Regions from separate parts of the Homo sapiens genome. Here all the other regions are linked to region 2. The links are chromatin contacts, found by Hi-C or POLR2A ChIA-PET in ENCODE. All regions are on one chromosome and are shown on one strand. The core of a region is the stretch at or near the end of the contact, and the rest is flanking DNA. Distances in the headings are between cores, read along the strand shown. Region 1 overlaps LOC105373418 (a long non-coding RNA gene). Region 2 has its middle 44 kb from the start of TAF1B. Region 3 overlaps YWHAQ (tyrosine 3-monooxygenase/tryptophan 5-monooxygenase activation protein theta).

Region 1 (2,700 bases), core at 48-2,547, 140 kb after region 2:
CAACCTCTGCCTCCCAGGCTCAAGTGATTTTCGTGCCTCAGCACCCCAAGTAGCTGGGACTACAGGCGTGCACCACCACACGCAGCTAATTTTTGTATTTTTAGCAGAGATGGGGTTTCGCCATGTTGGCCAGGATGGTCTCAAACTCCCGACCTCAAGTCTATCCGCCGATCTCGACCTCCTGAAGTGCTGGGATTACAGGCGTGAGCCACCGTGCGCAGCCAATAAGAAAGTTTTTAAAAAGGGAAGTCATTATCCACTCCTCTCAGTCAGATGCATTGGCTTCTGGCTGTCTGGGTTGTCTAGAAGCAGATTCCGTGCAGGCTGAGCACAGCAGGGAAAGGGCTCCGTTAGATGGGGGTTGAGTCTTTGTTTCACACTGACTCATCCCTGCATCCTGAGGCTGTTGACTGTGTAGACTCAGCCCTGGCATAGGTGAACTGGGGTCAGGCCTGTGGTTCTCACTTGTAAATCTGAGATAATCTATAAATGGTTTTCTCTCTGGTTTTCTTTCCCAGTAGAAGCGGTTCTTTTGTTTTGTTTCTTGTTCTTTGTTTTGTTTTTTTTGTTTTTTTTTGGAGACAGAGTCTCACACTGTCACCCAGGCTGGAGTGCAATGGTGCAATCTCGGCCCACTGCAACCTCCGCCTCCGGGTTCAAGCGATTCTCCTGCCTCAGCCTCCTGAGTAGATGGGACTATAAGCGCACGCCACCACGACCAGCTAATTTTTTATATTTTTAGCAGAGACAGTATTTCACTATGTTGGCCAGGCTGGTCTCGAACTCCTGACTTCATGATCTGCCCACCTCAGCCTCCTAAAGTGCTGGGATTACAGGCATGAGCCACCACACCCAGCCTAGTAGAAGCAGTTCTTACAGAAAAGTTTCTATTTGCAAGAGAGGTGACTCAAAACTTGATAATTGATTTTGTTTTGCTGTAAATGTCTTTAAACATTTTTAAAAACCCTCTAGAACTTTGGAGGGGGAGGCTTCCCTGCCTGGGGCTGCAGACTGTGGTGGGGGCTGCCAGTCACATCAGTGGGGGCTGGGCACACCCAGGACCCTCCAAGGGCTCATTTCTTACCCCAGGGTCAGGGTAAGCATCTTTGGTGACCACAGTCAAGGTGGGCTGGAGCCATAGGTTCTATTTTATTCTGAAACATGCCTGTGAAGTGCACCCGGCCTGGGGAGTTGGAATTACTCATGCCCAGTCAGTCAGCTACTGAAGATAAAAATCAGAACAAAAACTAAAGATGCTTGGGGTTGTGGCGTGGTTGAATAGCTAAGTCACACTTCATCTTCTTCCACTCTCAGCTCAAAGATCGAAGGAAGACCAGAGTCTGACAGTCATCGAGTCTGACGCACTCCCACTGCAGCAAAAGTTTGAATTCCCCTCTCCAGCATTCTGGCCACCGAGTGGTCCCTGCTGTCCTTGAGGGTCTTTGGTGACAAGGAACTCACCTTCCAGGGAAGCCTCTTCCACCCTGGGACAATTCAGATTATGAAAGGACACTCAGATACAGAGCTGAAACTCTCTACCTAATTGTTCCTTTTGGGTTTCACAGAAAAAAAGAAAAAAAAATTTTTTTTTGAGACAGGGTCTGGCTCTGTCACCCAGGCTGGAGTGCAGTGGCATGCTGTCAGCTCACTGCAACCTCCGCCTCTCTGGCTCAAGCAATTCTCGGGCCTCAGCCTCCCAAGCTGGGACTACAGGCACACCCCACCCCACCCAGCTGATTTGTTGTATTTTCAGTAGAGATGGGGTTTCGCCATGTTGGCCAGCCTGGTCTCGAACTCCTGGCCTCAAGTTGATCTGCCCACCTCAGCCTCCCAAAGTTCTGGGATTACAGTTGTGAGCCACCATGCCTGGCTGGGAAAAAATTTTTTTTGTTCTTCTTTCAATGGACAGTTCTTCGAATATCTGATAACAGTTTTCAGAGTCTCCTCCAAGCTATAGCCTCAGTCCTTCAGGTAACCCCTGTGACGTGTCTCGAACCTCCCCAGCAGCCCTAGTGGCTCCCTCTGCATGCAGTCCAGGCTGTCCCCATCTCTCTTAAAGCCTGTGAGCACAAAAGTCCAGTTTTCCGGGTAAGCAGCCTGTGGCTGCTAATACTGCATGGTGCTTGGCATCACGTAGGCAGCCATAGCACTGTGGAAGAAAGGAGAGAAGTGGAGTAGAGAAGACAGGAGGGAGAGTGGGAAAGAAAGGGAAGATGAAAGAAAAGGAAGGAGGGAGGGTAGATGGCTTTCAGCCAACATCTGCATGTCACTTCTAGCAGAGTTGCTGCTGTTGCCGTCTCCCCTGCCTGGGCTGGGCTGGACTGGGCTGTCCCAGACCCTGTCCCCAGATGCCCCCACAAACTTGCTGCTATTCAAAAGGCTGGCTCTCATGGAGTCCTCAGCATACCTGCTCCTGCTCCTTCTCCTGGAGAACTGGGCCCTGGAGAGAGCACAGCACACAGAGGCAGCTAGGAAAGCTGACAGCCTCCCCGCCCCATTCAGCACCGTACCCCAGTACTTAGAGCTGGGGCCCCAGGAGGGATGCAGAGGTCCAAGTTTGGGCTCCAGAAGCTGCTGGCCCAAGGCAGTCAGTGGCTGCTCTGGTTCCAGTTGTGTACACACTTCAGAACTCACCCCCAAGCTTCCACAGCACTTTCTAGGGCCAAGAGAAAACAGACAGGAAGATGTAGTGGAATGATG
Region 2 (2,700 bases), core at 86-2,585:
GGTCTCTTAGGCTTCTGCCAGTGAGGAGTCCAAAAGGGACAAGAGGCTTCAAAAAGAGGACAAGCCCCCAGTGGACTCCACTCAAGCTGGGCTCCGAGAGGCTTAGGAGGCTTCCAGGTTCCACTGGCAGTGGGTATGAAAATCCCTTTGCTACAAGTATTCTGAAGCCATGCCTGAATTTCTCCCATTCATTCACTCATTCATTCACTCTTCATTCATTCATTCATTCATTCATTCATTCATTCATTCATGCCTGCCTGCTCATCTATGCTTGAGTGGAACAGGCCCAGCTGATGTCCTGTGTGTACCCGGCACAGCTGCCACAGCTCCCAGCCCATCCACTCTGCCAGCCCACCTGGCCCCACAGGGCCAGGCCTGCAGGTGTCCTCTCCCAGGCAGGGGGCAGAGGAGGCAGCTCACTTCAAAGGGCCCCTGGCTTTGCCTGGGTCACAGTCTGGAGCTCCCCACTAAGAGCCGAGAAGCGTGGCCCTACAGAGGGTCCCAAAGCCTGAGGAAGGGAAGATAGGGAACTGCCCAGAATTGGGTAGCACTACTTCCCCATTTTACAGACGAGGAAACTACAACTTAGAGAGAAGAGGTTTCTGGCCCAAAGTCACACAAAGTCAAAATTGGACCCTGGTCAACATGGAAGGGGAGGGAGTGGAAAAGAGATGGCAGGGGAATGGAAGGGAAGGAAGAGAAAAGAAGTCTCTGGAATCGGCATGGGAAATGAAGAGACTCCCCCAAGGCCCTGTCCTCATTTACCCTCTGCGCCTGGCCCTTCCCTGCCCTGCCGGCTGGATGTCCAGGGACCCACCCAGCCCGACCTGCTCTCTGCCGCGCTGCTCACACTCGGCTGCTGTGCGCTCCTGCCCTCTGGTGGCAAGATCTGGAAGCGCGTTGTCACTGCATCCCAGCACCTCTAGAGGGGAAACTAGGAGCAAGTCAGTTCACCACCCACTGTGTGCAAGACACTGAGCTGGAGACCTAGGGAGGAGGGAACACAGCCCCGTTTCTGAGAGTGCAAAGTTTAGGGGACAAGACAGACAGGCAAACAGACCACGGCAACACAATGAGATAGGGACTTGGCTGGGGGAAGCTCAGGTTGTTTTAAACCTAAAACAAGCAGCCCCCAAATCTATGAGGAAGAGCCTGCCTAGCAGAAGGTCCCACCATGCCCAGGAACATTTGGGCAGCACCTGCTCTGAGGGCTCTGGGCTGCCTGGCTGGGGTGGGACAGACCCAGAGTCCTTTCTGATCTGTCTGCAGCGAGAGCCCTGGAGCCAGAGGGGACCCGAGGAGGTTTGCAGGCTGTGGTCTGGGCAGGAAGGAAGGGCTGAGGTCCCCACCCTTCTTCTCCCTTTCTTAACCTAGTGCAGACCCAGCTGAAGCCAGCCTCACAGGGTTAACAAGAACTGCGGACAGTCATATAGCTATAATTAAGCATTCATCAGGCTGTACTTTGACCCACTTCCTTGTAACCAAAAGTCACGTAGCCCTAGGTACGGACAGTTCACATCCCCATGGTTCCTATTGATAGGATCTCTGACCTTAGAATCATAGGAATTTTGTTTAAGAATTGCTTAAGCAGATCCTGAATTCCATCAGAACAGCTGATGCCAACCAGCTCGAAGACCCCCACAGAGGAACGGAATCCGCGTGACAGTGAGGTTTCTTCATCTCCTTGTCCCGTGACTGCACTCTTCGACCAATCAAGGACCTCCACACTTTGACCCACTTCAAAACCCTTAAAAATTCGAGCCCCGAACTCCCTGGGGAGATGATGGATTGGGGGTTTCCTCCCATCTCCTCACTTGGTGGCCCTGCATTGATTAGACCTCTCTCTCTGCTGCAATGCGGCATCTTGCATATTGACTTCCTGCACGGGTCAGGCCATGAACCTATTACGGTTCCAGAGCTTCAGGCTGGAGAGGCAGAGTGACAAGAGGGTTCAGTAGAAGGCTGGGAGCCAGACTGCCTGGGGTCTTAACAGCAATTGCGTCCTCTGGGCTTCAGTTTTCTCTTGTGTGAAAAGGTAATAAGAACAGTGCCCACCTCTGAGGGTCGCCCTGAGGGTTAAACACACTGATACAGAGAAAGTGGGCAGAATGGTGTTTGGCCCATGGTCAGGGCTGATCATATCTGCTCTTGCCAATAATGCCAACTCACCAGCATCCAGCCCTCCTTTCTTTGGAAGAGTTTCCCATCTCACTCTCATGGCAGATAGTACCACCCAGAGTAGGTGCAGAGGCCCAGAGAGAGGAGGTGTCTCACGTGAGGTCACTGGGCGAGCAGCAACTGTGTTGAGCCTGGCACCCAGGCCTCTGGGCCTAGAGGTTGCAGCCTGGATTCCCAGCCCCCTTGTGTACCTTCTGGGCATCCCTGACTTCCGAGTCCCTGAACTGCCCTCCTCAGTGAGGAGTCTACTTTGCTACTTATTAACAGACTCTCTCACAGGACTGCTGGGCAGGTGCAGCCAGTTTCAGAGTCGCAGCATCCATAGCATTTGCTGAAGCATTGGCTACAGGCAACACCTGTATTGCATTTGTCTTCCTGGAAGATAATGAGCTCTAAAGCTTCACTGTGAAAAGTGTGGTCCCTGAGCCAGCAGCATTGGCCTCACCTGGGAGCTGGTTAGAACTGCACAATCATAGGCCCCTCCCAGACCTACAGAACTGGAATCTGCAGTTTAATGAGAGC
Region 3 (2,802 bases), core at 155-2,654, 200 kb after region 2:
GGGTGGGGGAAAGGAGGAATAGTTACTGTTCTAAATTTGCATTAATATTATTTCTCAACAGTTTCATTTCTTATATTATTCTTTATAGCTTTTGTGTTATAGTCTATTGTTCCCATCCTATTTTTCTAAGATTAAACTTATTCTGAGTTCCTTTAGCATTTCCTAAAGCAACCTCTATAATAACTTACATTCTTTCCTTTCACTTTCCTTGTTTCTTTGGTCTAGAGTGTTCCAAATTACTAGTTCATCTTTTATTGTGGGTAGTACATTGACCTCTTAGTTTTCAAATTCTCAAAAAGGAACACACTACCATCCACATTTTACCCTCAGTCAAGTAACACTGTCAGCACCAGAGGGACCTTCAGTCTTAGCCCACCAAAACTCCCAAGATAATAAAATTTGCTAACGAGTTTACAAGGGGGAGCTCCTGCTTAATTGATAAGAATAACGTACAGAAGAAATCAGTGGGGGAACATCTAACTATACTCCCGTCTGGTGACTTTTTTTTTTTTTTTTTTTTTGAGATGGAATTTTGCTCTTGTTGCCCAGGCTGGAGTGCAATATCTCAGCTCACTGGAACTTCTGCCTCCTGGGTTCAAGCAGTTCTCCTGTGTCAGCCTCCCAAATAGCTGGGATTACAGGCATGTGTCACCATACCCGGCTAATTTTGTATTTTTAGTAGAAATGGGGTTTCACCGTGGTGGTCAGGCTGGTCTTGAACTCCTGACCTCAAGTGATCCACCCATCTCGGCCTCCCAAAGTGCTGGGATAACAGGCATGAGTCACGGCACCTGGCCCTCGCTCCTGACTTCTGGGAAAGACTTTCAGGGAGTTATGTGTCAGTTTGGGGTTTTTGGTCTCTGATCCGTGTTTTTTACAATAATTTTAAAATATTATACATTTATAGGCTATATTCTATCTGGCATTAATAATATTTGGTATTGATAATACAGATACAGACTTGATTATTTGGGAAAGACATGAAGCAGACTCCATTATGTCTTTTAGTTGAGCTAAAGTATACATCTTTACTACTGATAGTATATGGAAAGACGGAACTATTCTGTACCTGTTGTTTCCTTCACAGAGAGCTAGTGGCATCTGACAAAGAACCATGATACCTGGCTGAAACTCCAGGATGGAAGTAATGCCCAAGTCACTTTGTAAAAGCCCAACACTGTAAATCATACGTAATGGTTATATGCAAACTAGTAGTCAAAGTTAATAATTTTAGAAAGAAGAGGTTAGCTCATAAGTGGCTGTGTTGTAATGAATGCAGTAGCTGTTTGGCAGCTTTCTGAATCCTTGGAAGGCCCTTTGTCCACAGTCCTTGAGAACACCCACACATCTAGCATGAGTGACTCAGGAGAGACTAGTGCTAGAATGGAAATTTCTCTCTTCCCTACTCCTCACCCTAAGCCATTGTTCTAGTCAGACTTTTCTCAGCCCCTGCTCTTACAAATCTACCACAGTTAACAGAGCACTAGGTCTTAAAGGTACTGAGTAGCTTTTTTTGTGACCATAAATAATATCTTCACCAGAGCTGGCATCTTTTTGGAGATCCTGTGGAATTTCATTGTAACTGACTGACTCACTTGGAGGAACAAGAAAAGTGAGAGGCATCTTACTTTACATTAGAGTTCCTTGGTGTGGGTACAGGCAGAGGTGGTATTTCTCTCGGTATAAATACTATGTTTGCCTTCTTTGATACTACTTCTCAGAATCCACTCATTTAAAGATACCAATGACTGAGTCAGTTTGAGATCTAGAACTTTTTTTGTGACTATCTCACTATTGCCTCCTACCCTCCTCCTTCCACCACAACCCTAAATTCAGTTCATAAAAATAGTTTTTAAATTGAAAGTCATCCATAATACATGAAAATGGTAATAGAGGAAAAAGTTAAAGTAATATAATTTTTTAAGATTCGAGTGTCTCAGTTTATTAAAAAACTATTAAAATTATATTGGTGATGTTGAGCACAATAAATTCTGAAAAACTGATTTGTCTGTTGTTTTTACAGTTAAGAGTGTAGTGATACTGGAGCAGCACTTGTCACAGTTGCCTTTAATTTGGGTGTGGCCCTAATGACCTCTTTTGCCACACTCCTGGCTCAGCAACTTTCCAACTTGAGCCACAATTTTGATACTCATGACTTCTATAATGCATAAACTTCTGAGACTTCGATACATAATTTTATACTAATTTTTTGTGCGTGCGTGTGTGTGTGTGTGTGTGTGTGTTTTAACTTCCTCTGGCCTCAGGCCCTTAAAAAAGTGTGTGTGTGTGTGTGTGTATATATATATATATATATTTTTTTTAATCTATTTAAAATATTTTTTCAATTAAAGGATTTTTAATGTTTTTCTGGTTTTTTTCTTTTAGAGACAGACAGGATCTCTTTTGCTCTGTCTCCCAGGCTGGAATGCAGTGGCACGATCATGGCTCACTGCAGCCTCCACCCCCGGGGTTTAAGCCTTCCTTCTGCCTCAGCCTTCCAAGTAGCTGGGATTACAGGTGTATGCCACCACACCTAATTTTTTTAAAATTCTTTGTAGAGACAGGGTCCCATTATGTTGCCCAGGCTGGTCTCAAACTCCTGGGCTCTCAGGCAATCCTCTTGCCTCTGCCTCTACTTCCCAGAGTGCTTGGATGGTAGGTGTGAGCTGTTGTACGCAGCCTCTGTTTATTTTCTTTAAAAATAACTTATGGGCCAGGCGCAGTGGCTCACGCCTGTAATCCCAGTACTTTGGGAGGCCGAGGTGGGCAGATCACTTGAGGTCAGGAGTTTGAGACCAGCCT

Evidence for each region. Hi-C counts contacts between places; a loop is a spot of excess contacts on that map. ChIA-PET counts read pairs that join two places held with the same protein, here RNA polymerase II (POLR2A). Pooled maps may share reads with other maps.
Region 1: a loop to region 2 is called in a pooled map, with 4 times the contacts of the local background. The contact joins two enhancer-like sites. A Hi-C loop is called at or near these places in 1 of 168 maps with a recorded cell type or tissue (naive thymus-derived CD4-positive, alpha-beta T cell) and 10 of 50 pooled maps. POLR2A ChIA-PET finds 5 or more read pairs at or near these places in 4 of 52 experiments (BJ, GM12878, T-cell and 1 more).
Region 3: a loop to region 2 is called in a pooled map, with 4 times the contacts of the local background. The contact joins two enhancer-like sites. A Hi-C loop is called at or near these places in 1 of 168 maps with a recorded cell type or tissue (naive thymus-derived CD4-positive, alpha-beta T cell) and 9 of 50 pooled maps. POLR2A ChIA-PET finds 5 or more read pairs at or near these places in 8 of 52 experiments (B cell, PC-9, activated CD4-positive, alpha-beta memory T cell and 3 more).

Annotation. Positions count from the first base shown.
Region 1 is chr2:9,654,213-9,656,912 of GRCh38, reverse strand. The region is part of intron 3 of LOC105373418 (a long non-coding RNA gene); the gene reads right to left. Among named protein-coding and RNA genes, the nearest start is that of YWHAQ, 25 kb to the right of the region's middle. RefSeq lists enhancers at 1-124, 82-583, 635-734, 1,365-1,604, 1,928-2,037. Within about 2 kb of position 1,297, at least 6 of the 41 ENCODE cell types and tissues checked have a DNase peak (open chromatin) inside an H3K27ac peak, as active enhancers do.
Region 2 is chr2:9,798,031-9,800,730 of GRCh38, reverse strand. No RefSeq gene overlaps it. Among named protein-coding and RNA genes, the nearest start is that of TAF1B, 44 kb to the left of the region's middle. RefSeq lists enhancers at 1-79, 80-915. Within about 2 kb of position 1,335, at least 13 of the 41 ENCODE cell types and tissues checked have a DNase peak (open chromatin) inside an H3K27ac peak, as active enhancers do; they include PC-9, where a contact is called at or near this core.
Region 3 is chr2:9,593,418-9,596,219 of GRCh38, reverse strand. The region is part of intron 2 of YWHAQ (tyrosine 3-monooxygenase/tryptophan 5-monooxygenase activation protein theta); the gene reads left to right. Among named protein-coding and RNA genes, the nearest start is that of YWHAQ, 36 kb to the left of the region's middle. Within about 2 kb of position 1,404, at least 10 of the 41 ENCODE cell types and tissues checked have a DNase peak (open chromatin) inside an H3K27ac peak, as active enhancers do; they include PC-9, where a contact is called at or near this core.